Linked DNA regions of Homo sapiens: all the other regions are linked to region 1. Evidence: read pairs that join two places in POLR2A ChIA-PET (ENCODE). Cell type or tissue: MCF 10A. All regions are shown on one strand. Region 1 has its middle 22 kb from the start of SCNN1B. Region 2 overlaps SCNN1G (sodium channel epithelial 1 subunit gamma). Region 3 overlaps SCNN1B (sodium channel epithelial 1 subunit beta). Region 4 overlaps COG7 (component of oligomeric golgi complex 7). Region 5 overlaps COG7 (component of oligomeric golgi complex 7). Region 6 has its middle 36 kb from the start of SCNN1G. Region 7 overlaps COG7 (component of oligomeric golgi complex 7).

The links. ChIA-PET counts read pairs that join two places held together with the same protein. Peaks named below come from ENCODE experiments on the same cell type or tissue, not always from the same donor. Only the 100,000 strongest peaks of a DNase experiment are listed, where the experiment ranks them.
Region 2: POLR2A ChIA-PET joins it to region 1 with 17 read pairs; 4 of 35 experiments call an interaction of 5 or more read pairs at or near these places.
Region 3: POLR2A ChIA-PET joins it to region 1 with 14 read pairs; 2 of 35 experiments call an interaction of 5 or more read pairs at or near these places.
Region 4: POLR2A ChIA-PET joins it to region 1 with 31 read pairs; 4 of 35 experiments call an interaction of 5 or more read pairs at or near these places.
Region 5: POLR2A ChIA-PET joins it to region 1 with 40 read pairs; 4 of 35 experiments call an interaction of 5 or more read pairs at or near these places.
Region 6: POLR2A ChIA-PET joins it to region 1 with 20 read pairs; 3 of 35 experiments call an interaction of 5 or more read pairs at or near these places.
Region 7: POLR2A ChIA-PET joins it to region 1 with 10 read pairs; 3 of 35 experiments call an interaction of 5 or more read pairs at or near these places.

Annotation. Positions count from the first base shown.
Region 1 is chr16:23,278,155-23,282,154 of GRCh38, reverse strand. It overlaps a transcript of SCNN1B not described here. Among named protein-coding and RNA genes, the nearest start is that of SCNN1B, 22 kb to the left of the region's middle. RefSeq lists an enhancer at 1,728-2,250. In MCF 10A, no CTCF peak of the experiment used is centred here; a DNase peak (open chromatin) is centred at 2,334.
Region 2 is chr16:23,183,167-23,187,166 of GRCh38, reverse strand. It overlaps SCNN1G (sodium channel epithelial 1 subunit gamma), which reads right to left. Exons shown (of 13, transcript NM_001039.4): 2 at 579-939. The coding sequence starts at 895. Among named protein-coding and RNA genes, the nearest start is that of SCNN1G, 2.4 kb to the right of the region's middle. RefSeq lists enhancers at 414-913, 914-1,415. In MCF 10A, no CTCF peak of the experiment used is centred here; no DNase peak of the experiment used is centred here.
Region 3 is chr16:23,360,376-23,364,375 of GRCh38, reverse strand. The region is part of intron 4 of SCNN1B (sodium channel epithelial 1 subunit beta); the gene reads right to left. Among named protein-coding and RNA genes, the nearest start is that of SCNN1B, 60 kb to the right of the region's middle. In MCF 10A, no CTCF peak of the experiment used is centred here; a DNase peak (open chromatin) is centred at 1,735.
Region 4 is chr16:23,421,565-23,425,564 of GRCh38, reverse strand. It overlaps COG7 (component of oligomeric golgi complex 7), which reads left to right. Exons shown (of 17, transcript NM_153603.4): 7 at 618-816. Among named protein-coding and RNA genes, the nearest start is that of COG7, 30 kb to the left of the region's middle. RefSeq lists an enhancer at 752-1,297. In MCF 10A, no CTCF peak of the experiment used is centred here; DNase peaks (open chromatin) are centred at 794 and 1,874.
Region 5 is chr16:23,391,132-23,395,131 of GRCh38, reverse strand. COG7 (component of oligomeric golgi complex 7) reads left to right here. Exons shown (of 17, transcript NM_153603.4): 15 at 1,785-1,899; 16 at 2,609-2,752. Among named protein-coding and RNA genes, the nearest start is that of COG7, 60 kb to the left of the region's middle. In MCF 10A, no CTCF peak of the experiment used is centred here; a DNase peak (open chromatin) is centred at 1,851.
Region 6 is chr16:23,217,234-23,221,233 of GRCh38, reverse strand. No RefSeq gene overlaps it. Among named protein-coding and RNA genes, the nearest start is that of SCNN1G, 36 kb to the right of the region's middle. In MCF 10A, no CTCF peak of the experiment used is centred here; no DNase peak of the experiment used is centred here.
Region 7 is chr16:23,432,416-23,436,415 of GRCh38, reverse strand. COG7 (component of oligomeric golgi complex 7) reads left to right here. Exons shown (of 17, transcript NM_153603.4): 5 at 1,698-1,780; 6 at 2,749-2,871. Among named protein-coding and RNA genes, the nearest start is that of COG7, 19 kb to the left of the region's middle. In MCF 10A, CTCF peaks have their summits at 794 (motif pointing right) and 1,906 (motif pointing right); DNase peaks (open chromatin) are centred at 795 and 1,925.

The sequences.
Region 1 (4,000 bases):
TTTTTAATGTACCCATCACCCAAATAGTGTATATTGTACCTAATAGGCAGTGTTCCATCCTTCATCCCTTTCCCACCCTCCCACCTTTTGGAGTCTCCATGCCAGGCTAATTTTTGTATTTTTTCTGTAGAGACGGAGTTTCCCCATGTTGCCCAGGCTGGTCTCGAACTCCTGGGCTCAAGCAACTCACCCACCTCGGCCTCCCAAAGTGCTGGGATTACAGGCATGAGCCACTGCACCCGGCCAGTAAGTATTACTATTATGATCCCCAGTTTTCCACATATAAACAAGCACAGAGAGGTTAAGTGATTTGCCCAAGGTCACACAGCAATTAAATGAATAATCAGGAGGCAAACTCAAATATGTCTGATTTTCATACAGTCCATACAGCAGTTAAATGAAGAATCAGGAGGCAAACTTAAATATGTCTGATTTTCAAGTCTTGTGTTTTGGATGAATAAAACCAGGACATGTCAGAAACTTCCTCCTCTGTATGTCCATGTGTACCCATTATCTAGCTACCACTTATAAGTGAGAATATGTAAAAACCCTTATCTATTCTTATTCTAGGTTACAGAGTGCCAACTGTACCTGACCCCACCAGGGACAGCCAGGGACTTCTTTCTCTGTGCCTCCATGGACACACAGCTAATGTTTACTGAACAGCTGTTATGTACCAGAGTCTTAACTTATTCCATCGTTTTTGTTTGTTTATTTGTTTTGAGACAGAGTCTTGCTCTGTCACCCAGGCTGGAGTGCAATGGTGTGGTCTTGGCTCACTGCAACCTCCCACTCCAGAGTTCAAGTGATTCTCCTGCCTCAGCCTCCGGAATAGCTGGGATTACAGGTGCCAGCCACTACGCCCAGCTCATTTTCCTATTTTTAGTAGAGATGGGGTTTCACCATGTTGGCCAGGCTGGTCTTGAACTCTTGACCAAAGATGAACCACCCACTTTGGCCTCCCAAAGTGTTGGGATTACAGGTGTGGGCCACCGCCTTATTTAATCTTAATAAAAATCTTTATGGAATGGCTATTACTGTTCTTCCCATTTTCCAGATGAGAAAATCAAATCACTGGGTCTCAGGGCTTGTACAGAAGAGGAGGCACGATTTGTGCCTAAGCAGTCCACCTCCAGGGTCCATGCATTTTAACCTGTACTCTAAATTTTTCTGGCATGTTGGACATCATTGTTACAGGATGTAAGGAAGTGTCTCTCTCCTCAAGTAGCCCACAGCCTGAGCTGGCTCATTAATTACTAAGCACAATGCAATGTGATATTTGCAGATCGTTTGTGTGCTTGTTAATTTATTCAGTCATTCATCCGTTTATTCATTCAGGAAGCTCTGAACACCAATTATGTGCCGATCCTGTGCTAGGGGCTGGTGAGGAGGCACATGGTCACTTGGGGAACCCAGACCACACCTTCTCTAGCCACTGACTGCATAGTGGTGAAAGAGGAAGCTTCTGACATTTCCTGGTGTTATTCTTCCAAAGCACAAGACTAGAAAGTCAGACATATTTGAGTTCGCCTCCTGATTATTCATTTACTTGCTGTGTGCCCTTGGGAAAATTGCTTAACCTCTCTGTGCTTGTTTAATACGTGGAAAACTAGAGCTCATAATAATAATACCTACCAGCCAGGCATGGTGGCTCACGCCTATAATCCCAGCACTTCGGGAGGCCAAGGCAGGTGGATTGCTTGATCCCAGGAGTTCCAGCCTGGGCAACATGGGGAAATCCCATCTCTACCAAAAATACAAAAATTAGCCGGCATAGTGATGCATGCCTGTGGGCCCAGCTACTCAAGAGGCTGAGGTGGGAGGATCACTGGAGCCTGGGAAGTTGAGGCTGCAGTGAACTGTGATCGTTCCACTGCACTCCAGCCTGGGTGACAGAGTGAGACTCTGTCTCAAAAAAAAAAATTAAAATTAAAAAAATAAAAATAAAAATGATACTTCCCTCTCAAGCTTCATGTAAGAGCGAAACAAGAGGATGAACGCAAAGCCCCTGGCGGAGTGCTGGGCACACGGAAAGGACTGAACCCATTGTTACTACTAACTGTTGGTGATGGTTGTTAACTGCGCATGACCACCAACAATGGAAGATTGTTGTTCTAAAATCTGCATCCCTTAGTTTGGCAAAATTTCGGTGGTGCTAGCAAACCAGGTGCATTCCTTCTGGCTTTTCAACCGACAAGTCTCAGCAGGATGAAAACAGTGCTAGTAGGCATGACAGATGCATCTTTACTGAATACACAAAGTCAGCTGTTGTTCTCCAGGGGCTCTGCAGAAACACTGGAGAGAGCTCGGAGCTCTGCAGGCTTCCTCCACCCTCCCAGCAAGCCCGGCCCTGCCTGGCTCCAGATCAGTCATGCCTGGCTGGGTTTAAAGAGCTGCAACCCATCTGAACGTAGAAGGTACGAATTTCACTCCACAATCTTGGACGTGCAACACATAAAAGTGTTTACTTTTCTGTAACGAAGTAATTTGTATTTCTGTCCTCTTCAAAAAAGAAGCAGAAAATTAAATATCAGCCAGTTCTGAGCCCAAAGATAAGCTATATGCGGAGGACTCCCAAATTTCTTCAGCATTTTCCCTGAAATCCAAGCACATCTATCTGTGTCCTTGACAATCTCACTTGGATGTTCATTAGACATCTCCAAATTAAGAATTATCCAGCACTGAACACCAGAAGCTTCTCCCTCACCCTCCTCCTTGTGTAAGTTTTCTCCATCTCAGTAAATGGCAACCCTGATCTTTAAGGTTTCAGACCACGGCTGGGCGTGGTGGTTCACACCTGTAATCCCAGTAGCTTGGGAGGCTGAGGTGGGCAGATCACTTGAGCCCAGGAGTTCAGGACCAGCCTGGCCAACATGGTGAAAACCCGTCTCTACTAAAAATACAAAAATTAGCCAGGCGTGGTGGTGGGCACCTGTAATTATTCCAGCTACTTGGGAGGTTGAGGCAGGAGAATTGCTTGAACCCGGGAGGCAGAGGTTGCAGTGAGCCAAGATTGCTCCACTGCACTCCAGCCTGGGTGACAGAGTCAGCCCCCATCACACACACACACACACACACACCCCACACACACAAAATTTTCAGACCAAAGACTTTGGAGGCTTTTTTTCAACACCCGCCCCCTCCCCTTTTTTTTTATTAAGGTGAGATTCACAGAACATAAAATTAGCCATTTCATTTCATTTTTTATTTTTTTAGAGGCAAGTTCTCACTCTGTCGTCCAGGCTGGAGTGCAGTGGTACGATCATAGCTCACTGCAGCCCCCAACTTCTGTGCTCAAGTGATCCTCCCACTTCAGCCTCCCAAGTAGCTGGGACTACAGGTGCATGCAATCAAGCTGGGCTAATTTTTTATTTTTTGTAGAGATGTGAGGGGTGGGGGGGTCACTATGTTGCCCAGGCTGATCTTAAGCTCCTGGCCTCAAGCAATAAAATTAACCATTTTAAAGTGAACAATCCAGTACCATTGAGTGCACTCAGATGTTATGCAACCATCACCTCTAATTCCAAAACATTTGTATCACCCTATAAGAAAACCCCATACTCATTAAGCAGTTACCCCCCTCCCGTCTCCCACTACCCCCTGGCAATTGGCAGTCTGCCTTCCATCTGCATGGATTTACCTATTCTGGACATTTCACATGAATTGAATCATACAATATGTGGACAGGCTATCCAGCCTGGGTGACAGTGTGAGACTGTCTCAAAACAAAGCAAAACAAAACAAAACTACAGATCATCTCTCTCTAAATGTCCCATAGGCACCACAAACTTGACAAGCCCAAAGTGAAACTCACCCCACTCCCAAATAGCCGAGGTTGTTGTCCTTCTTGGCAACAACTTAGAGGACCTGACTTCTTCCACTTAGCCAAGTGTTTTGAGGTTCAAGCATGTTTTAGCCTGTATCAGCACTTCATTCCCCTTTAGGGTTGATCCTACTCTCTTACAACGCACAGCCAATCAGCCAGTGAAGCCAGCTGAGT
Region 2 (4,000 bases), 95 kb after region 1:
ACTGCACTCCAGCTTGGGTGACAGAGTGAGACCCTGCCTCCAAAAAAAAAAAAAAAAAAAGAAAAGGCCAGGTACTGTGGCTCACACCTGTAATCCAAGCACTTTGGGAGGCCAAGGCGGGTGGATCACCTGAGGTCAGGAGTTCAAGACCAGCCTGGCCAAGCATGGTGAAATCCTGTCTCTACTAAAAACACAAAAAAATTAGCCTGGCGCTGTGGTACACCCCTGTAGTCCCAGCTACTCGGGAGGATTGTTAGAACCTGGGAGGTGGAGGTTGCAGTGAGCCGAGATCGCACCACTGCATCCCAGCCTGGGCAACAAGAGCGAAACTCCATCTCAAAAAAGGAAAAAGAAAAGAAAAAAAACAAGTCACTGATGGTCTGAAAACTTGGTACATACAGATTTAGAACTGGGGAGGGGGCTGTTTACCAGCGTTAGCAACAAATTCAAATTTCTAGAAAGCACATTTGTAGGCTGGAATCGACCTCCAGGCTGCCAGTGTGTCACTTTCGGGAGGGGCTTTGGCCTCTGTGGGGGGCCTGGCTCCCTACTCGCGTTTCCCTGCTCATGCCTCTTACTTGTAGGGGTTGATGTTGCAGATGGTGACTGCAGGAAAATCCAGCTTCCGGAAGTGGACTTTGATGGAAACTGAGACAGTATAGAAGGAGAAGACGAGGAGGGCGCACTGCCAGAGGATGAGGGCCACGGCAGTCAGTGTGAACCCGATCCAGAGGAGGCGGCGCAGACGGCCGCGGGACACCACGATGCGGCGACAGCCATGGGTGTTGGTGTTGAGGCAGTACCACCGCATCAGCTCTTTAATGGTCGGCGCCTGAGGGCCCGTCACGGGCAGATTCTTCTTGATTTTGGCTTTGATCTTCTCTCCGGGTGCCATGGCGAGGATGGGACTTTGAGGACGGGACTCTGAGGACGGGCGTGCTGGAGGGGCAAAGAAGAGAAGCAGGTGAGCTGGCAGGCACTAGCCGGCTAGTGTGTCCCTGGAGACCACAGTCTGGGAAACACCAGTCCATGCGCCCTTAGAGACCTCCTTCCTCTGTTCCTCTGTGGCTTAGGCACTTTGCATTCTGAATCCTTGGCCCCTTTTCCACGGGACGTTTGTTTTTGGCCACCACAGCTGCCAGAGAAGCTGCCTACTTCTCTTACGGCCCCCAGGCCTAGCCGTGCGGGGGCTGGGTGAGGTGCAACCTGCGAAGCGCTGGCTGGACAGGCTGCAGGACCTTTCCCCGGGTTCCTGGGCAGGAACTCTGGAAGCAGCCCCATCAGCTCTCTTATCAGGCAGGGGTACCCGTGCCTTATCACCTCCAGTAGCCCGCCTTCCTCAAGGGCAGCATTCCTATCTCATTATGCCCCCTGGTTCCTAGCACAGTGTCTGGCACAGAGCAGTGCTCGGCAGATTGTAACTGACAGATGAAATCTGCCAAGAAAATTTCCCGGCAGCCACCTTAGATCATGTTCCTGGCTGCATTTTCCCCAGCCTTTTCTCTGAGGCTTTATTATAAGTGAAACGATTTCTCTTTTGTTTCTTCTCTTTACAGTCAAGCTCTTAATGTTTCTAGATCACCTGATGTAACAATAACCTGCAACTATTGGCCACTTAGTGTTTGCCAGGCATTGTGCCATATTTCCTTGATTCTAAGATACCATTAATTTAGAGAATGCCCTTGATTTAATAACAGCTTTGGGGGAGAGTACCAGTATTGGAAGGCAAATTATCACATTCATCAATGTGCACGATGCATCTCAACTATACAAACTTTACAATGAGAAATAATTTTAGAAATGAACTAATATACTACATAAAAACTCATTTCATGTTTATAATATATAGTCTCATTAGTCTCATAAGTAAATTTGTCTCTCTCTATAAATATACACATAGCCTACATATATTTCCTTTTGTGTTTCAATAATTCCATGAAGTAGGCATGCTATTATTATATCCATGTTACAGAGGAGAAAAATGGGCTCAGAGAGGTTGAATATCTTGTGTAAGATGATGCAGCTGGTTAGTGGAGGAGCTGGATGGAACCCTGCAGCCTTCACCGCTATGGCATACGCCTTTGAGGGGCCTGGTAGTACGCTGGGTGCAGGGAGTTAATTAACAATACCAAGAACTAAAGGTAGGAGGAAAGAGAAGGAACACAGCTATTTAATTTCCAAACTCTGAACAGTGCACATGACCACTTCCCAAGACTTGTGAGCACTAGTATTGGGGGTGGGGGATATATGAAAACTGTGTCGTCCTATGCCTTCTACAGTGACAAAGGCAAATTAGGACATATCCTAGGGCATACAGGGTGGTCCCCAGGACCAGAGAGGACCCATGTCTGTGACTTCGATGTGCCCCATCAAGATTTTTAGGCAGTATTCGGAACCTGCAGAGTTATGTCTTTTTTTCCCACCCTGAACCCATGAAATATGGGCTAAAATTGGAAGCTGGGGCAAAGCTAGGAGGCTTCCAAGCTTATGATGCTAGTGGGTTTAAGGCCTCAGATGGAAAGGAAATGGAGTGCTGGGCATGGAGGTGAGATGTCCAGAGCAGACAAACTGCTCTAAACCCTCCATAGATTGATATGATTTTGCTGGGATGAAGAACACCATCAAAATGATGCTAGTAGCCTCTGGGCAAGAGGAATATAATTTATTTTTTTATCACTTAAAATATTGCCTATCCTTACCTCCTCCCTCACTACAATCCAAAAAAATAAAAAATGAAATAAAGAAGAAGGAAAGAAAGAAAAAAATTAGCGAGAGTTTGTTTTTAAAATCTAGGTCCAGGTTCAATTGCTTGTCAAATAAAACTGCAGCCCTCCTCTGTGAATGTTCAACAGAAGCTGTGATTCTGGAAGCTCCTATCCCCAGCTCTCAGGGGTACCTCTGCCCCATCAGCCCCTTCCCCAGAACCGACCTTGACCCCAATGGATCAGTCGACAATGTCAGAGGAGCCCCCAAGTGAAGGAAGGGAACTGATCTTGCTCTTTGCAAAACAGATAAAATATTCATATAAATAATATTTCAACTTCAAAGCAAAACAAGACTGTAGCTACCATTAGATTATGCAGCCTGAGCCAATGTGATACCCTTGGTGGAAGAATTACTAGCTGATACCCAGCACTTACTCTTCTAAGTACTTTGCAGCTGTCACCTCATTTAATTTTCACGATAATCGTCTGAGGTAGGTATCACAACCACCTCCATTGTACAAATGAAACAGACGCTGACAGGTTAAGTAGCTTGCCCAAGGTCACACTAGAAAGTGGCTGAGCTGGGATTTGCACCTAGGAGTCCCTTTAACGACTAACTAGGCTGCTCTTCAATCATTAATAATAATAACAGCAGCAGGGAAAGCAGCAATAATGGCAGCTATCACTTATTGATCCCTTTCTGTACTCCCAGGCATCCCACTCAGTCCTTTTCACACACTACCTGATTTAATCCTCACTACAGTTATATGAGGTGCTATTACTTGGCCCATTTCACAGAGAAGGAAACTGAGGCACAGAGGTTAGGTAATTTGCCCAAGACCACACAGGTAGAAAGGATTTGAAGGATTCTTTAGAATTCCAGGGCCCTGGCTCATCGCAGCGGCTCCGTGCACCCCCTCCTCACCTACCACCGACTTTGCCTGTCCCCCATCCCACAGTGCAGGACCCCAAAGCTTGGAGAGGGATGAGAGATTTGCCCCAAGTCTAGCGTTGGGTTCGCTGGACCGGAGAGTTCCCGATCAGTGCCCGTCCCGAAGGGCGAGTCCTGTGCAGAAATCACTTGAACTCAACCTCAGGGCCCTGACCCGAGCTCCTGCCGAGCGACCCCGCAGCCCTGCCCTCCCTGCGCGGAGCGAGCGGGCGCTGTCCTGTGGCGGAAGCCACGTCTGCCCCGGGGGAGCGCCGGCTGAAGGCGCTGGAGCGAATCCAACCAGCCCACTTCAAGTGTTTGCTTCTTTCTGCACCAAGTCACCCCGGAGAAAGCATTCCAGAGG
Region 3 (4,000 bases), 82 kb before region 1:
GGAATATTCTCTAACCAGCTCTTCAGATACTGGCTTCTCCCCATCCTTCAGCTTTTATCTGCTCTGAGGCCTCCCTGAACCCCTATGCAAAGTGATGGACTAGAACTATTAGTTAATAGTACTTTATTACTAATAGTAATAGAATTTTCTACCTAGTTACTCTAGATCTTTTCCACCAGTTTATTTATATTTATTTATTTATTTATTTTGAGATGGAGTTTCACTCTTGTTGCCCAGGCTGGAGTGTAGTGGCATGATCTCAGCTCACTACAGCCTCTGCCTCCCCGTTCAAGTGATTCTCCTGCCTCAGCCTCCTGAGTAGCTGGGATTACAGGTATGCGCCACCACGCCTGGCTAATTTTTGTATTATTAGTAGAGACAGGGTTTCACCATGTTAGTCAGGCTGGTCTTGAACTCCTGACCTCAGGTGATCCACCTGCCTTGGCCTCCCAAAGTGCTAGGATTACAGGGTGAGTCACTGCACCTGGCCCTTCAACCAGTTGATTATCTTCTTTATCAGATACATCAGAATCTGAAATCAGCTTCCTTTTTTTTTTTGGTAGAGACAGGGTGTCACTCTGTTGCCCAGGCTGGAGTGCAATGGCGTGATCATAGCTTACTGCAGCCTCAAACTCCTGGCCTTAAGATATTCTCCTGCCTCAGCCTCCTGAGTAGCTGGGACTACAGGCATGTGCCACCACACCCAGCTAATTTGTAAAATTTTTTGTGGAGATGGGGTCTTGCTATGTTGCCCAGGCTGGTCTTGAACTCCTGGCCTCAAGTGATCTTCTGGCCTCAGCCTCCCTAAATGCTGGGATTATAGGCATCCACCACTGTGCCTGGCCTGAAATTATCTTCTTGATTTAATTGCTCACTTAGCTGTCTCCTGCTTAGAACATAAGCCCGGGGAGGGAGCATGACCTTGTCTGTCTGGAAGGAGAAGAGCTCAGAGGTCAAGAGCACAGGCCACAGAGCCAGCCTGCTTGATTTCAATTCTGGCTGTGTCCCTTAGCAGCTGGTGAGCTTTGGGATGGTTACATCACGTCTTCGTGCCTCACTTTCCCCATTTGTAACACCAGATAATACTACCTACATGACTGCGGCAAGGGGTGGATGCCTAGCATACTGTAATACTCAAAAAATCTTGGCTGCTACTGTTCACAGCTCCATGCCCAGGGTCTGGTACAGAGCACACAGACACTCAGTAAATATTTGATGAATAAATTACAATAGGCGATAAGAGCATCGACAGAGATAAGTATGGAGAAGTGACACCCAAGTCCCAGTGGAGAGTGGGGAGCGAGTCAGGGAAGGTTTCCTGGAGGAGGGGAGGCCTGAGCTGAGACTTTATGAACAAGTAAGCGATGGCTAAGTCTACAGGGTAGGGAGGAGAAAGGGCTCACCAGGCAGGGACACAACACAGGCAAAGCCCCAGAGGGAAGAAATAGCTCTGGGCGGGCACCATGGAGTCTATAAACTGTGGGATCAGGGCTGTGGCCACAGGAAAAGAACAGAGCAGAGCAAACCAGCTCAATCCAGGCCCTGCTCTTGAAGGAGAGACCTCGCCCCAGGGCATGGGGACACAGTGTTCCCAAGGAACTGTCTTGGTCAGATGCAGCCCAGGAGCAGGAGGCTGCATGGGGTGTGGCCAGGTCCCCTCCTGCCCGCGCCATGCTCTTGGTCTCCACGTGCGTGCCAACTATTTGCTTGTTGATAATACTCTTCACCCAGAGAGGCTGCTCCCAGGACTGGCTGCCTCTGATTCCAGAGCCAGGTGTTTCCCTACAGAAATCTCTGCTGGGCTGGGAGCCAGGCATGCAGACAGAGACCAGTGAGCCTCCAGAAAAGACTGGGAAATAGAGCATCCTAGCAGGAAGCAGTATAACCACTGTTGTGTGGTCAGAGGTCAGGAAAGACTTTCCAGGGCAGAAACTAGTTGGATAATCCCTGAAACAACAACAACCATAGTAATAATAATGCTTATATATGCCCAGATCTTGGTTTCTTTATTTTTAAATTTTATTTAACTTTATTTTTTTTTTTTTTGAGATTGCTCAGGCTGGAGTGCAGTGGCATGATCTTGGCTCTATACAACCTCTGCCTCCCAGGTTCAAGTGACTCTCCTGCCTCAGCCTCCCTAGTAGCTGGGATTACAGGTGCATGCCAACACACCCGGCTAATTTTTGTATTTTTAGTAGAGATGGGGTTTTGCCATGTTGGCCAGACCGGTGTCAAACTCCTGGGCTTAGGCAATCCTTCCACCTCGGCCTCCCAAAGTGCTGGGATTACATACATAAGCCACCATGCTTGGCCCAGATCTTGGTTTCTAAATACCATTCTTCAATTTAAAAAACCAGAGCTTGGGCAAGTCTTGTTGGCTCTCTCCTGTAATCCCAGCACTTTAGGGGGCTGAAGTGGGAAGATTGCTTGAGCCAGGAGTTTGAGACCAGCTTGGGCAACATAGGGAGACCCCATCTCTACAAAATAAAAAAATTAATCGGGCACGCGATTGTGTCACTGCACTCCAGTATGGACAACAGAGTGAGATCCCATCTCAAAAAAAACAAAAACAAAAACAAACAAACAAACAAAACAACCAAAAAACCAAACAGAGCTCTTTAGAGAAATGGCTGATTCTAGGGCGGGGGCATCCTGTAGTGCCAGAAAGTAGGCAAAAGTTAAAAAACCCACCCAGGTGAGGACATATCAAAGGCACACAGGTGCTAACTGACAGAGTGGCCAAAGCTAGAAGAATTTAAGCAAGAGAATAGATAACAAGGAATTGGATTACAACCTAAATCTACAGGAGTCCATACTGTGTCAATAAATGATGGAATAAATAAATAAATGGAGGAGATGAGACAAATCTTCCTTTACAGAAGAATTCCAAATAATATATATTCTTCTCTCTAGGAGGGGTGGAGCTCAATGCTCCTTTCCCACTGGCCACTCCCTTCCCCTTCCCCTGAGCGTAGTCTGAATTTAGTGACTCCTTTCCAAAGTACAGAGCAAAGGCCAGCACAGTGGCTCACATCTGTAATCCTAGTACTTTTGGAGGCTGAGGAGGGAGGATCACTTGAGTCCAGGAGTTGGAGGCTGTGGTTTTTCTGTAAATCTAAAACTATTCCTCGATAAAAAGTCTCTCTAGGCCAGGCGCAGTGGCTCATGCCTGTAATCCCAGCACTTTGGGAGGCTATGGCAGCAGATAACCTGAGGTCAGAAGTTTGAGACCAGCCTGGCAAACATGGTGAAACCCTGTCTCTACTAAAAATACAAAATTTACGCTGGGCACAGTGGCTCATGCCTGTAATCCCAGCACTTTGGAAGGCTGAGGCGGGTGGATCATGAGGTCAGGAGATCAAGACCATCCTGGCTAACACAGTGAAACCCTGTCTCTACTAAAAATACAAAAAATTAGCCGGTTGTGGTGGCGGCTGCCTGTAGTCCCAGCTACTCGGGAGGCTGAGGCAGGAGAATGGTATGAACCCGGGAGGCGGAGCTTGTGGTGAGCCGAGATAGTGCCACTGTACTCCAGCCTGGGCGACAGAGTGAGACTCTGTCTCAAAAAAACAAAACAAAACAAAACCAAAAACCAAAAACCAAAAACCAAAAATTAGCCAGGTGTGGTGGTGCATGCCTGTCATCCCAGCTACTCGGGGGGCTGAGACACGATAATCACTTGAACCCGGGAGGCAGAGGTTGCAGTGAGTGGAGATTATGCCATTGTATTCCAGCCTGGGGGCAAGAACAAAACTCCGTCTCAAAAAAAAAAAAAAAAAAAAAACCACCACCACCACCAACAACAAAGTCTCTCTCTCTATATTTTACTCTCACTCTGTCACCCAGGCTGGAATGCTGGAATGCAGTGGTGTGATCTTGGTTCACTGCAGCCTCAAACTCCGAGGCTCAAGTGATCCTTCCCCCTCAGCCTCCAGAGTAGCTGAGTCTACAGGTGTGTACCACCACGCCGGGCTAATTTTGTTATTTTAAAATTGTTTTT
Region 4 (4,000 bases), 140 kb before region 1:
AGTTTGAGACTAGCCTGGGCAACATAGTGAGACCCCGTCTCTACAAAAAAATAAAATAAAATAAAAAATTAATCAGGTGTGGTAGTGTTCCTGTAGTATCAGCTACTTGGGAGGCTAAGGTGGGAAGATCACTTGAGCCTGGGAGTTAAAGGCTGCAGTGAGCTATGATTATGCCACTGCACTTCAGCCTGGGTGGCAGAGTGAGACCCTGTCTCAAAAAAGTTTTTAATTTTTAATTTTAATTTTTATTTTTTTGAGACAGAGTCTCGCTCTGTCACCCAGGCTAGAGTGCAGTGGCACAGTCTTGGCTCACTGCAACCTGCACCTCCCGGGTTCAAGTGATTCTCCTGCCTCTGCTTCCCGAATAGGTGGGATTACAGGCATGCGCCATCACACCCGGCTAATTTTTGTATTTTTAGTAGAGACAGGGTCTTGCCGTGTTGGCCAAGCTGGTCTTGAACTCCTGGCTTCAAGTGATCCACCTTCCTTGGCCTCCCAAGGTGCTGGGATTATAGGCATAAGCCACCGTGCCTGGCATCTCAAAAAAGTTTTTTAAAAAAGGTGGGCTCCTATTTGGCTCCATGTGCTAAGGCAGGTACACCTCTCTCTCACTGCAGGTTTTCCAGAAGCCCCACGAGGTGGTAATGGTGCTGCTGATTCAGACCCTGGGGGCCCTCATGCCCTCGCTGCCCTCCTGCCTCAGCAACGGCGTGGAGAGGGCAGGGCCCGAGCAGGAGCTCACCAGGCTGCTGGAGTTCTACGACGCCACCGCCCACTTCGCCAAGGGCTTGGAGATGGCACTGCTCCCCCACCTACGTAAACATTCCTTCCTGCCAGTTCTCTAGCTTGTCTTTACTCGCTCTTTCTGAAGCTTCTGGGGCCTGGATTTGTTTGCCTTTTCAGATGACTGATTTTACAGAAATGGAAGGGATCGGTGTTTTCCTTCTCAGCAGATGTGGAGGGCTTTTCCATGAAAAAACATTGCCATCAAGGAAATAGTTGTTTAATATCTTTGCCTGGCTCCAGTGCTGCCTGGGTGCCTTACATGCTCTGGGGAAGTGATGGACACCTCTGTGGGGCTTGGGATATAAAAGAGGCATCACAGTGAGGCAGGTAGATGTTATGGCAAAGAGTTGGCGGCAGATTACACCAGGAGGCAAGTGTGCTTATCCTTTGAAGTCATCACGAAGCCTCAGACATTTCAACCTCAAAAGTCAGTTTTAGAGAACAAACAGGCTACAAGGGCTTTTTTTTTTTTTTTTTTTTTGAGATGGAGTTTCGCTCTTGTTGCCCAGGCTGGAGTGCAATGGTACGATCTTGGCTCACCACAACCTCCACCTCCTAGGTTCAAGCAATTCTCCTGCCTCAGCCTCCCAAGTAGCTGGAATTACAGGCATGCAGCACCACGCCTGGCTAATTTTGTATTTTTAGTAGAGATTGGGTTTCTCCATGTTGAGGCTGGTCTCGAACTCCTGACCTCAGGTGATCTGCCCGCCTCGGCCTCCCAAAGTGCTGGGATTACAGGCATGAGCCACTGTGCCCAGCCTACAGGGGCTTTTTGAAGGAGCAACAGCAAGTGTCCCAGGGCAGGGGAGCTGTGTTAGGACTACAGGTGGTTGTAGAGAAAATGGGCTTTCCCCGGTGGCCGACTGAGAGCAGAGCACCCCTTACTCCCATTTGGGTAAACAGTGCCTGGTGTGTGATGCTCTCCAAGCTCTTTCCCGTCTATGTTAAAAGCTTTATAAATTTTTAAAGAACACAGACCCCGTGACGCATGTTGCTGTCAAATCAGGAAATTGCTTCAGGAAGGCCTTGTTCTGCTGTTCGGCGGCTGTGTGTCACTGACTTGGTTTATTTAATAGTTCTTCTCTTTAATTACATCTGTGTATAATTGCCTTGTACGTTCCAGGGAGTGTGTTTATTGTTCGGATTCCTGATGACTCATCGGTGTTTTTGGCATGCTCACAGGTCAGGCCTTAGTTATGGGAAAGGCCCAGTGGATGGGGAAGCTTCCAAGGGACCGTGATGCCTTTGTGGAAGTGGCTAAGGAGAGTTGAGAGAGCTGGGCTAAGGCGAGTTGCTGCAGCACAGTGGGACGAAGGTGGAGCAAGGAATGGCTGCATCCTTCCCCTGGGGATGGATGTAGTGGGGAAGAGAACCACCCTTGAGACAGATCTGGAAGTGCTTTGCTAGTCAGCCATGGGACGAGTCTCACTCTCGCCCAGGCTGGAGTGCAGCGGTGTGATCTTGGCTCACTGTAACCTCCACCTCCTGGGTTCAAACAATTCTCCTGCCTCAGCCTCCTGAATAGTTGGGACTACAGGTGTGTGCCACCACACCAGGCTAATTTTTGTATTTTTTAGTAGAGATGGGGTTTCGCCATGTTGGCCAGGCTGGTCTCGAACTCATGACCTCAGGTGATCGACCCGCCTCAGCCTCCTGAAGTGCTGGGATTACAGCAGGTGTGAGCCACCATGCCTGGCTGGGACTTTAGATTTCATTTTTTTTTTTTTTTTTTTTGAGACAGAGACTTGCTTTGTTGCCCAGGCTGGAGTGCAGTGGCGTGATCTTGGCTCACTGCAACCTCTGCCTCCCAGGTTCAAGCAATTCTCCTGCCTCAGCCTTCTGAGTAGTTGGGATTACAGGCACACACTACCACACCTGGCTAATTTTTTTGTATTTTTAGTAGAGACGAGGTTTCACCATGTTGGCCAGGCTGGTCTCAAACTCCTTGCCTCAAGCAATCCACCCATCTTGGCCTCCCAAAGTACTGAGATTACAGGTGTAAGCCACCACACCTGACCTAGATTACTAATGATTCTCCCTGAGGTTTTCCAAAAGAGTTTTAGTTTTTCTTTTAACTTAAAAATTTTTTGGAAACACACACAAAAATAAAAAGAGAGCAAGAACAATCCATAAACTCATCAGTCAGAGCCACCAACAACATTATTTGCTTCCAGTAATACAAATATAAATATACATTGTTCACAAATATTAATATACTTAATATCTACCATATAAATATTATGTAATAAATACATAACATATTAAATATATTAAATACTTTTATATATTTACATGTAATAATATATGTTATATAATATATACAAAATATCTTAAAATATTGGTTGTAGACAGTCTTATATTTTCATTTTTTGAAATGCTCAAAATAATATAATGGGCATTTTCTTATGTCATTAAATGTTTTCCTAAGACATAGTTTTGTTGTCTTTATTTTTTTTTTGTTTTTTTGAGACAGGGTCTTGCTCTGTCGCCCAGGTTAGAGTGCAGTGACACTATCACAGCTTACTGTAGCCTTGAACCTTCTGGGCTCAAGTGATTCTCTGAACTCAGTCTCCTGAGTAGTTGAGACCACGGGCACATGCCACCAAGGCTGACTCATTTTTAAAAATTTTTTGTAGAGACAGGGTCTTCCTATTTTGCTCAGGCTGATCTCAAACTCCTAGGCTCAAGTGATTCTCCTGCCTTGGCCTCTCAAAGTGCTGGGATTACAGGTGTGAGCTACCACACCTGGCCAATTTACTACCATTTTTAATCACTATGATATATAAAACTATAATGAACTGTTTTATACATTAGTTTTTGAGCCTAGCTCCGATTATTCCTTAGGATAAGTTTAAATTTGCAGTTGCTCAGAAATGAAAACTTTGAAGATACTTGTCACATTTTGTTCTTTTTTTTTTTTTTTTTTTTGAGATGGAGTCTCACTCTGTTGCCCAGGCGGGAGTGCAGTGGCACAATTTCGGCTCACTGAAGCCTCCACCTCCTGGGTTCATGCCATTCTCCTTCCTCAGCCTCCTGACACATTTTGTTCTTTAGACCTGTTTTTGTATCTATCAGTAGTGAACGAAGGTGCCTGTGTTGCCATCCCCTCACCAGCACTAGATTCTTTTTTTCTCCTGTCATTGCCAGGTTCTTAGACAATTACTGATATGCCATTTTAGTTTTTCACTTTGGTTATTAGCAAGTTTGAAAGTTA
Region 5 (4,000 bases), 110 kb before region 1:
GTACCTCTTATAAAGGGACGCCAGTCCAGGCACAGTGGGTCACGCTTGTAATCCCAGCACTTTGGGAGGCCGAGGTGGGCGGATCACCTGAGGTCAGGAGTTCAAGACCAGCCTGGCCAACATGGTAAAACCCCGTCTCTACTAAAAATACAAAAAAAATTAGCCAGGTGTGGTGGTGGGCACTTGTAATCCCAGCTACTCGGGAGGCTGAGGCAGGAGAATTGCTTGAACCCAGGAGGCGGAGGTTGCAGTGAGCCGAGATTGCACCATTGCACTCCAGCCTGGGCAACAAGAGCAAAACTCTGTCTCAAAAAAAAAAAAGAAAAAAGAAAAAAGGAACACCAAACTAATAATGGATGTTTACACTTACACAGCCAAACCATATTGAATGTTTGGAAAGAAGGGCATGATCATCCTGTAGTTCTCTGGTCTGGGTAGATTTTCGAGTCTGTGTTAACTTCTGGACACTACACCCTGAAAGGAGCCCGCTGTTACGTAGACATGTGTGAGGCCAGATTGAGAAGCTCTTGCTTTGATAGTCTCCTGACTTTTAGTTTACAGAGTTAATTAACAGTGACAGGAATGTCATGGAATGAATATGTAGCAGGAAGAAAAAAAAAACAACAACAGGCAGAAAGACCTTTTAAAAACATATATTATCATTTTGAAACCTGAAAAGTCAACCCCCTTATTTTGAAACAAAACACATACTTAACCTTAAAACACAAAACAATGAATTACAATAGAAATAGGAAACAGTGGTCTAAAATACACTCTTGGCATCACGTGGATATCTGACAAACACATGACCAAGACTGTGCTAATTGTGGGCATGTCCTAAATGTCTTTTAGGACAATTGCAAATGACCTTTTGCAATTCCCCACCAGCCAAGGTTTTGTCTATCTTTAGTTTCAAGAGTTTATATTATGAAAACAATATAGTTTTTTCTCCAAAGTAATTTATAGTTATAAATGGCTTTTTTTCAAACAGAATTCCTTTCTTCTTCTGGTTAAATTATCTAGGAGGGAGAGAATCAGATCCAAATCCAGAAGACAGGTTTTTTTTTTTTTTTTCTGAGACAGAGTCTCTTTTTTTTTGAGACAGAGTCTGCCCAGGCTGCAGTGCAATGGCATGATCTTGGCTCACTGCAACCTCCGCCCCCGCCGAGTTCAAGTGATTTTCCTGCCTCAGCCTCCCGAGTAGCTGGGATTACAGGTGCCTGCCACCATCCCCGGCTAATTTTTGTACTTTTAGTAGGATAGGGCTTCACCATGTTGGCCAGGCTGGTCTTGAACTCCTGACCTCAGGAGATCCATCCGCCTCGGCCTCCCAAAGTGCTGGGATTACAGGTGTGAGCCACTGTGCCTGGCCTCAGAAGACAGGATTTGAATTCTTGCTTGGCCCCACACATTCTGACACTAGTATCTTACTGGTTTTTCACCTATGAACAGTAATAATACTTATATTTACACAATGCTTCAAATTTTACAAAGCATTTTGATATCCATTACTTCATTGGAGATAGAGATTGTGTTGAATGCATTTCAAAAATATTGAGGTCATTATAAGAAGGATGAATCTATAATCTATATGCAAGCTACCAGTGATTCTTTTTTAGGGTACTGCCATAACAAGCATCGCCACATACTAGAAAGATCAGACTTGGGATCACCCGAGGTCTAGCAATTTTGTCTCTCTGCCGTTTGCCTTCACACAAATGTACCCATAAAGTAATAACCCGTATGTGTCAATGTCAGGCTAACAGCGCTTTCTTTTGTTTCAGATCGGGCAGTACATCATGTCCCTCCCCCTGAATCTTGAGCCATTTGTGACTCAGGAGGACTCTGCCTTAGAGTTGGCATTGCACGCTGGAAAGCTGCCATTTCCTCCTGAGCAGGGTAAGCGGGGACCGTTTCTGGCGATGTTACAAGTCAAGCTGTCAGTTTCCAGGGTAGAAACTCCAGATGACACCTTATCCTTGGGCTCATTTGTCACCAAGTCCTGTTTTTTTTTAACCTTCTAACATGTACTTTTTGTACACATGCTGTATCTAAAACAATATCACAACTTGAAAAATCTATAACCACATCCCACTGCGGAACGCACTGGTATTTCCACTTTCGCTTGTGCCTTCTGGCTCTGCTCTGTAAGCAGATGGTATTTTGTATGTAACTTTGTATTCTGTATTATTGTTATTATTGAGACAGAGTCTTGCTGTGTCACCTAGGCTGGAGTGCAGTGGCGCGATCTTGACTCACCACAACCTCCGCCTCCTGGGTTCAAGCAATTCTCCTGCCTCAGCCTCCTGAGTAGCTGGGACTACAGGCGCGCACCACCACGCCTGGCTAATTTTTGTATTTTTAGCAGAGACGGGGGTTTCACCATGTTGGCCAGGCTGGTCTCGAACTTCTGACCTCAAATGATCCGCCTGCCTCATCCTCCTAAAGTGCTGGGATTACAGGCATGAGCCACTGCACCTGGCCCTAAGATGTAACTGTTTTCGGTTTCCTGTGTTTGCCATTGAGATCAGAAGCTTCCTGGTACTTTGGTGCATTCAGCAGCTACTGCAGGCCTGTGTTTTCCTTGGTGACCTCCTTTTCTTTTCAGGGGATGAATTGCCCGAGCTGGACAACATGGCTGACAACTGGCTGGGCTCGATCGCCAGAGCCACAATGCAGACCTACTGTGATGCGATCCTACAGATCCCTGAGCTGAGCCCACACTCTGCCAAGCAGCTGGCCACTGACATCGGTGGGTCCCCACAAGACAGGCGGTGGGAGGGACAGCTCTTGCCTGCTGCATCTGTCAGTTTCTCCTTTGCCCTCCAGGAATCTCATCCCAAGTCTTCCCTTAGCTTCAGCTGTGGATTTGGCTCTGAAGCTGGTTGAAAATTCAGGTTCTCCAGGCCCTGCCCCAGAGATTCTGACTTAGCAAGACCGGGCTGAAGCTCAGACATCTATGTTTTCGAAGAGGACTTGAGAACCGTTGAGGGGAGCTTCAGTGAGATAAGATTCAGCGAGTCCTGCAGCCTGGCCCCACCTGGCCCGCTCCATTTGTGCCATAATTCCCAACCAGTGTTTAATGAGCTCTTACTGCATACCAGGCATGCCTGGCGCTGGACCAAGCACTCGCACCCATCGTCTTATGTAATTCCAAACTCCCCTGTGAGGTGGGTGCTCTCTTCTCCATCATACCGATAGGGAACGGAGGCCCAGGGCAGTTCCATAACAAGGCCATGTGGCCAGGGTCACTTTGTGGTCTCCATCCAGATAGCATCCTGCCTGCCAAGTCAGTGGGCGTGTCCCCTTTGCTCCTGCCTGCCCTCTTCACTGGAGGGCCTCACTGCCCAGGTGTACTCTGAGCATGGGGCTACTGCTGGCAGGTGGCAGGGAGTCTCCCCAGTCTCTTGATGCCATTCCAATACCTTGTCTGCTCTTTAGCCTAACGCACCTCTCGGGGTGGTCAGGAGAGCGGGTGGTAGAAGCCTGAAAGATCAGCTCCCTGGGGACACAGCCAGAGCTTCGTCCTCAGTGACCACAGGGCTGAGCCAGGCTCAACCGGCTTCTGGCTCTTGTTTTGCAGAAGAAGAACTAGAAGCAAGGTGCTTTCCTCCGGGTCCCAGAGCTGTTAGTGATGGAGCCAGGCCTGGGATCCAGCTTTCCTGAGTTCCTGACCCCTGCTCATTTCATAGTCAGCTCTCAGCACTTACCAGAGGAACAGGCAGCCTTTTGGCTACTGCCCTTCAGAGAAAGAGAGATGAGAGAATTCAAATGCGTGTTGGTGTTCCCTGTTAGTACAAGCAGCAGCAGGGGGAAGAACTGGAACTAGTGAGTGGAGTGAAATCTAGGGATTGCCCCTCAGTTTCAGTTGTCCTTGTTATTCCTCCCTGTTAAGCTCCCCCTGCAGATTCATTTCTTCACTCATTCAGCATTGCTCGAGCATCTGTGTGCCAGCTGTAGTTCTAGGAGATAGAGACAACAAAGCTTTAGGCAGCTCCCA
Region 6 (4,000 bases), 61 kb after region 1:
CAATAAACGTTTGTTGCATGAATAAGTGATTGTTAAACTAGTGACTAAAGGAGATGCGTTCTTCTATAGTACATGATCTTGCACTTTTTTTTTTTTTGGCAAATCTCGGTCAATCAATTGACTTTTTTTTCTATTGATTACATTAAGCATTGGTTACATTAAGCAGAAGACCACTGAGAAAACAAAGGCAGTGAAGAATTGATGCTGCTAAGTTCAAATTAGATAGCAAGAGAGCTAGAGAGCTACAGGCTCTGAGGCAGCTCTCTCTTTGTTAGAAAAGAGAGACGAACAGTGTTAGAAAGTATTGAAGACATGTGAACATCGAACCGAGATTTTGTTTTTTGCTTTTTGGGGATTTATTTTTGAGATGGGGTCTTGCTCTGTTGCCCAGGCTGGAGTGCAGTGGTTCAATCACAGCTCACTGTGACCTTGACCTCCCTGGCTCAAGCCATCCTCCCACCTCAGCCTCCTGAGTAGCTGGGACTACAGGCACACACCACCACACTCAGCTAATTTTTGTATATTTTTTTGTAGAGACAGGGTTTCCCTGTGTTGTGGCTGGTCTTGAACTCCTAGGCTCAAGCAATCCTCCTGCCTTGGCCTCCCAAAGTGCTGGGATTCAGGCATGAGCCACCACACTGGCTGAACTTTGCTTTTGCACATTGGAAAATGGACTAGCTTTCTTATTCTGTTTGTCAATGATATTTGATGCTCCAACTTGCAAGGGAAGACCATATAGAGAGAGTGACATTTGCATCTGATCTTGAAGGAATGCGTGAATGAGTGGAGGGTGAGTGGAGGAAGAGAGAGGGAACCATTCAGAGTTGCAGATAAGTCTGTGTGCTGCCTAAAATTATCACCGTAGGGTGAGTCCTGCAACTTGAGAAACATGGCCAAGGTGTGATGGGGCAGATGGGGCAGATGGGGCACTGCCAAGAAGTGTCTAAGCAGGAGGTGCTGTGGTCCAGTCTGCACTTCGGAGACATTCTCTTGGCATAGCCTGGAGTAGGGAAGGAGGAAGGAGAGCTGGAAGAAGGGAGATTCATGAAGAGGAGGGGAGCTTCCTGTCACTTCACCTTTTGTCCTTATTAAGTCTCTTTCTTAAACGTCAGTGTTTCGGAGTCTCCATCTTTGACTCTTTTCTCTTCTTTATTATTTTTTTTTGAGATGAAGATCTTGCTCTGTTGCCCAGGCTGGAGTACAGACAGACTCACAGGTCACTGCAGCCCCTAACTCCTGGGCTCAGGCAGTCTTCCTGCCTTGGCCTCCCAAAGTGCTGAGATTACAGGTGCGAGCCACTGCACCGAACCCTTTTCTCCTCTTCTGATCTGCTTCTCCTCCATGGTGACCTAATCCACACCCCTGGCTTTGTCCTGCCTGGATGATGCCCATGTCTCCATCTAGCCCAGACCTCTCTCCTGAGTTTTTAACCCCAGAAGAGACTAGCATGTTTATCTAATATCTTCCCTTGTGCAGGATCACAGGACATAGGCTGAGTCTGCAGTGCCTCTGTTCATCAGGGAGGTGGTCCATGGGTGGCAGGACACTAGGGTCTGGGATTCAGTGACTCAGAGGACTAGTGAGGGTGGTGGCTCCATTTGAGAAGACCAGGGGTACATTAAGAACAGGCATTCTTGTGACTTACAAATGGAGTCGGTGTCCCTTGGAATCAGTAGCTCCTAGCTATGGCAGTTGCTTATGAAAGGGGTCTGGGAATGAAGTTGTTCTACTCTGTCCTCACCTTTGTCCTGGGAAAAGAAGGCCCCTCAGCTGAGTAGGCCGGATCTGAAGCTAAAGAGGGCTGGAGAAAACTTCAGGGGCAGACACACTTAGCCTCTAGGGAAAAGCTTCTATCTGAAAGGCAGTTTGCACAGTGCTTAAGTGCATTGGCTCTGCCTGCTAGCCTGGGCACAGCAGTTACTAGCAGTGTGGCCGTGAGAACTCTTTGTGACTCCATTTCTTTTCTTTTCTCTTAATTATTTTATTTTATTTTATTTTGAGATAGGATCTCTCTCTGTTCCCCGGGCTGCAGTGCAGTGGCACAATCTCAGCTCATTGCAGCCTCAACCTCCTGGGCTCAAGACATCCTCCTGCCTCAGTGTCCTGAGTAGCTGCTGGGACTACAGGCGTGCGCCACCATCATGCCCAGATACCTTTTCATATTTTTTGTAGAGATGGGGTTTTGCCATGTTGCCCAGGCTGGTCTCAAATTCCTGAGCTCAATCAATCTGCCCGCTCTGGCCTCCCAAAGTGCTGGGATTACAGGCGTAAGCCACCACATCCGGCCTCCATTTCTTTCTTTATGAGTTCCTGAGCTGTTAGAATTACACAAGCTGATGTGTGTGAAGTGCTTAGCAGAATCCCTGGCAAACCATAAGAGCTCAATGCATATTAGCCATTGTTAGTATTGTCACTGTTTTTATAAGCGCCACAAACTTTTCCTAAATGCCAACACTGTACTCTGTCCCGTCCCCATCTAGGGACAAGGAGATAAGACACAATTCCTGCCCTTGCAGAGCTCATAGTCTAATGATAGAGGCAGATGTGGATAAAAAATTGTATACAGGGCCAGGCACCATGGCTCATCCTGTAATCTCAGTACTTTGGGAGGCTGAGGCGGGAGAATAGCTTGAGTCCAGGAGTTTGAGACTAGCCTGGGCAACATAACAGGAACCCATCTCTACAAAAAATAATAATAAAAAATTAGCCAGACATAATTGTGTGCTTCTATAGTTACAGCTACCTGGGAAGCTGAGGCAGGAGGATTGCTTTAGCCCAGGAGGTTGAGGCTGCAGTGAGCTATGATTGTTTGAAGTCCAGGAGTTCAAGACCAGCCTGGACAACATAGTGAGATCTTGTCTCTATAAAAAATTTAAATATGAGCCATGGGTAGTGACAAGCACCTGTAATCCCAGCTACTCAGGAGGCTGAGGCAGGAGGATCACTTGAGCCCAGGAGGTCAAGGCTGCAGTCAGCTATGATCATGCCACTGCGCTCCAGCCTGGGCAACAGAGGCAAGACCCTGCCTGTTTCATATATATATATACGTATATATATATATAATATATAAATACGTATATATATATAATATATAATATATATAATATATAATATATATAAAATATAATATAATATATTTTATATATATTATATATATATATGGGTGAAAGTTGTGTAATGGTGGAAGCTCCAACTTCTTGGGGCAAGGGAAGAGGGTCAGGGAAAACTTTACAGAGGTGCTGACATTTGCAGCTGGCCTGGAAGGGTGAAGTGGAGAAGGAGGGAAGACGATGCTGGGCACTGCAAGAGCCAAACAAGAATGGAGACAGCTGGAGTTTGCTGGGTGTGCACGCCCGTGTGCTTGGGGGGAGTTGAGCGGCTGTTGGCTTTGGATTCTCATGGCCTTGCCTTTGACAAGCCTACTAGAAGTGTTCCTCCATCAGGCAGAGGCTGGCCAATTCCACGAATCTGAGGGCACCTCCTGTCCCCACCATTGGGGAGGAGGAGGAAGCTCCTGTCTGTGCTGTGCTCAGGTAGACATCAGCTGCAAGTTCCCTGTCGGCACCGGCTACAGCCGCCAGAGCCCAGCATGGACGAAAGCCAGGCTCACGGCCTCTGTAGCCCAATCCTCACCTGCATGGGCCTGGCTCCTGAGCCCACTTCACAGGGGAGCTCCCTCCAGTCTGGGGTCTCTATGACCTCCTCCTTGCTGGCTGGCATGCCTCCTGGCAATGCCCTGCCCTATAAGGTCTGGTGGAAACACCAGATAGAGCAGAGGCTTACTCTAGCCACAGGCCTGGGGTTGAGTTGGACCAGGGATGCCCAGGTCCAGACAGGGTCCCTACAGCCCCTCTCTTTTACCAAGACTCTTGCCCTTACTAGCAGCCATTCTCATGAAGGGATTAGTCCTGAAATGTGGACCTTCCCCACCCATGGATGAAGGACTTCCTTTAGCCCTAGAGCCAGGGTATTTAGCCTCTCCCTCTTCCTACCCAAAATG
Region 7 (4,000 bases), 150 kb before region 1:
TTGTTCATCCCCAACATGTTCCCCTTTTCCATCTCCTAAAATGACAATGTGAGTATAGCCAAGTATACATGCCCAGTTCATTTTATATAACCAATGAATTCAGCTGATACACTGAAGCAACTTTTTATAGAATTATTTTAATTAATTTTTTTGCTTCTCACTGGTCAAACCCAATTTATAGAATTTTGTTTTTTGAGCTAGAATCTTGCTCTGTCACTCAGGCTGAAGTGCAGTGATGTGATCACAGTTCACTGCAGCCTTGTCCTCCCAGGCTCAAGTGATACTCCCAGCTCAGCCTCCTGGGGTTTACAGGTGCACATCATGCCCAGCTAATTTTTTCTATTTTTTGTAGAGGGGTCCTGTGTTGCCTAGGACATTTTTGAACTCCTGGGCTCAAACAGTCCTCCCACCTCAGCCTCCCAAAATGCTGGGATTACAGGTGTGAGCCACCACACCTGGCCTATGGAATAATTTTAAATGTAACAGGAAGATTCACTTATTTAAGTGTTCTTATGAAAATAATAAGCATTTTAAAGGCAAATATTCGTTTTCTAACTCATGGATTTCTGCCCATTAAGTCAAGTTCCACTGGCAGGTCTCCAGCGCTTAGCTGGGTGTCCCACAGCGGTTGCTGTTACAACATTTCCTTCTCAGCAGTTTATTGGGCTTCCCAGAAGTGAAGGGGAACAGAGCAAATATAAGAAGTTTGGAGACCTGTTAGCTCAAGGCTTTTTTTTCCCTTCTTTTGATATAGTTCTAAGGCTGTGGCATGTACATTTTGGCCAGAAGGGGGCGGACAGGAGCCAGAGGTGGCGCTGCTGTGCACACTATTCAGAGACTGCACTGAAACCCACCTTCCTGTCTGTCCAGCGGTGAGCCTGGAAGCAAGTGCTTTGCCCAGTCATTTCCTCTGCCCTTAGGGAAATATGTCAGAAACTACTTGATATTAAGCCCATAACTTGGGTCTTAGAATCCATTGTTATGTGTGGAATGCTAATAGTTACCAAATTATTTGATTTTATGTTTTGTTTTTTTGTTTTGCTTTGTTTTAGAGGGAGTCTTGCTCTGTTGGCCAGGCTGGAGTGCAGTGGCGCGATCTTGGCTCACTGCAACCTCTGCCTCCCGGGTTCAACCAATTCTCCTCCCTCAGCCTCCCAAGGAGCTGGGATTACAGGTGTGCACCACCACGCTCAGCTAATTTTTGTTTTTCTTTTAGTAGAGATGGGGTTTTGCCATGTTGGCCAGGCTGGTCTCGAACTCCTGACCTCAGGTGATCCGCCTGCCTTAGCCTCCCAAAGTGCTGGGATTACAGGCATGAGCTACCGCGACCAGCCCAAATTATTTACTTATTCCTCAAACCACCAGATATGTTGACATATAGCAGTTCAGTGTGTTTGCTTTTTTAAAGTTCCCATCTGGTATAATCGAAGTAGGAATTTTGAAAGACATAAATAACCTCTCAGTATCATGTTAAAATATGAATTCTGTGAGGAACAGTGGGGAATACCTTGCAGTATCTGGTTTTCACGTCATGCTTATTTTTCAAATTTATGATCCTCATGCATGAGTTAATTCAGTATCTAGGCAGGAACTTGTGAATACTAGCTTCCATATATCCACCTTCATCCTGGTGAGTTTTTTCTCATGTCTACACCAGAAAGGCTGGTAACAGTATATATACATTGTATGTTCTTTAGATCAGTCCAAAGTGTTTGTGAAGGTGTTTACTGAAATTGACCGGATGCCCCAGCTCCTGGCCTACTACTACAAGTGTCACAAGGTAAGAAGCTGTGCGCGATGACAGTTGTGCAGTTGTGGAATGCTCATAACTCTGGGTCACAGAATCGCAGGTTCATAATTCAGAAGGTAAGAACATTTGTCTCCTTGCCCTCTGGCTGTTTTTCTCTTAGTTAGCCAGTAGGGGGTGCTCTTGGTCTAGCATATGGATTTGTTTAATTGCCAGTTGGAAAAAGTTATCCGTTTTCATTCTCTTTTCTGTTTACAGCTGGATTCATTATAGACTTGAAACGTTGTTTTAATTTATTCTCATTTTTGTCTTTTAAGGGAGATTTATGTCTTAAGCTTTATTACACCCTCAGAAGGCAGTAAGAATTTCTCTTTTTTTCTTTAGAGATAGGGTTTCACTATTTTGCCCAGCCTGGAGTGCGGTGACTATTCACAGATCCGATCATGGTGCACTACAGCCTTGAACTCCTGGGCTCAAGTGATCCTCCCGTCTCAGCCTTGTGAGGAGTTGGGACTACAGGCGCGTGCCACTCCACCTGGCTTGGAATTTTATGTTTTCTAGGTTTGCTGAAGTTAGATTGCCAAAAAACTTGACAGCTTCCTGAACTGACCTTAATTCCTTCAAGTCCAGTGCTCTGTGTCTTTTAAGCAGTGATGTTAGGACATGAAGCTTAAACATACATGTCTGCCCGCTCTTGCCCCAACATCTATTCAGAAGAGTGATGGTGTGCCAAGTGGTTGCACATTACATGTTTTTAGGGCAGGATAAATGGAGAGGGGATCACATCCGCAGGGTGACAGATTAAAGCTGTGAATCAGTGCAGATAACTGCAAATGTTTTTTTTTTTTTCCTGCCTTTCTTTGAAGTGAATGGACCTCACTGGGCTGCCCAGTGAGCCCATTGAGCAATCCGTGATTACGCTGGGTAGCAGGGCAGGGCAGTGTTCACAGGCAACCTATGTTGACGTACCCAATAAGGTTCCCTTTGTTCTGTCTCTGCAGGTGCAGCTTTTAGCAGCCTGGCAAGAGCTGTGTCAAAGTGACCTATCCCTGGACCGGCAGCTTACCGGACTCTATGATGCCTTGCTTGGTGCTTGGCACACACAAATCCAGTGGGCTACACAGGTAACAGCTCATTTTTGTTCTAGGGAGAACAGAGTCTGTGGTGACAAGGGAACGGGTGACTGCCTCGGGAGTGGCCACCCTCAACTGCAGAGCACAGCTCAAAGAACTTCCCCGTTTGTTGCTGTCATTCAAGGGGTTAAAAAATAACCAGTTAGGCCGGGTGCGGTGGCTCACACTTGTAATCACCACACTTTGGAAGGTCGAAGTGGGCGGATCGTTTGAGCCTAGGAGTTCGAGACCAGCCTGGCCAACACGGTGAAACCCCAACTCTACAAAAAATGCAAAAGTTAGCCAGGTGTGGTGGCACAATTACTAAGGAGACCGAGGCAGGAAGATTGCTTACGTCCAGGAGGTTGAGGCCACAGTGACTATGGTCGCACCACTACACTTCAGCTTGGACAACAGAGCAAGCAAGACTGTCTCAAACAAACAAACAACAAAAGAAAAAACGATAACCAGTTAAATGGTTTAAGTTTAAAAGATAAGCTTAGAAATCCACGTCAGTGAAATCTTTAGGTCTCCACTGAAACTCTTCTTACCACTCTTATCTATAACTTAAATAGGACCTAATGTGACAATGCCGCCTGTTGTCCAGCAAGGGAGCCTGTGGAATTCCTGAAGGCCATTTTCTTCCCATCTAAAAGCAGGAGGCCCCTCGTCAGGTGGTGTTCGAATGAACAGGAATGTTTTTATCTTTACTTCAGGTAAAATTTACCTACCTGAAGTGAGTCTCCCTTGTTCTCATGATACACCAAGAAGTAGGGGAAGAGATAATTTTAAAGGTACCCCCTGACTAGGAGTGAGGAGAGACAGAGGAACTTTGTTTCAAGTGGCAACTATCCATCATTTACTTTCCTCAAGTCTCTAGGCATTTCCAGCCATAAAGGTTTTAAACCGTTGTTCTCTTGCCTTGAGACAGGAGGCACAGTAGAACCTCTTGTAAGCAGGGGAAGAGCCTGTCTTACTTTGCAGTAATGACTTACTGGGCCTGTTTCTAGTGTGGCTTATTTTATTTATTTTTTTCTTATTTATTTATTTTTTTTCTCCAAACCCTTGTGTTGAGGGCTGATTTTCAATAGCACTCAGATAGAGAGCTATTGAAATAGATTGCAGTGAGGGAGCTGCTCTG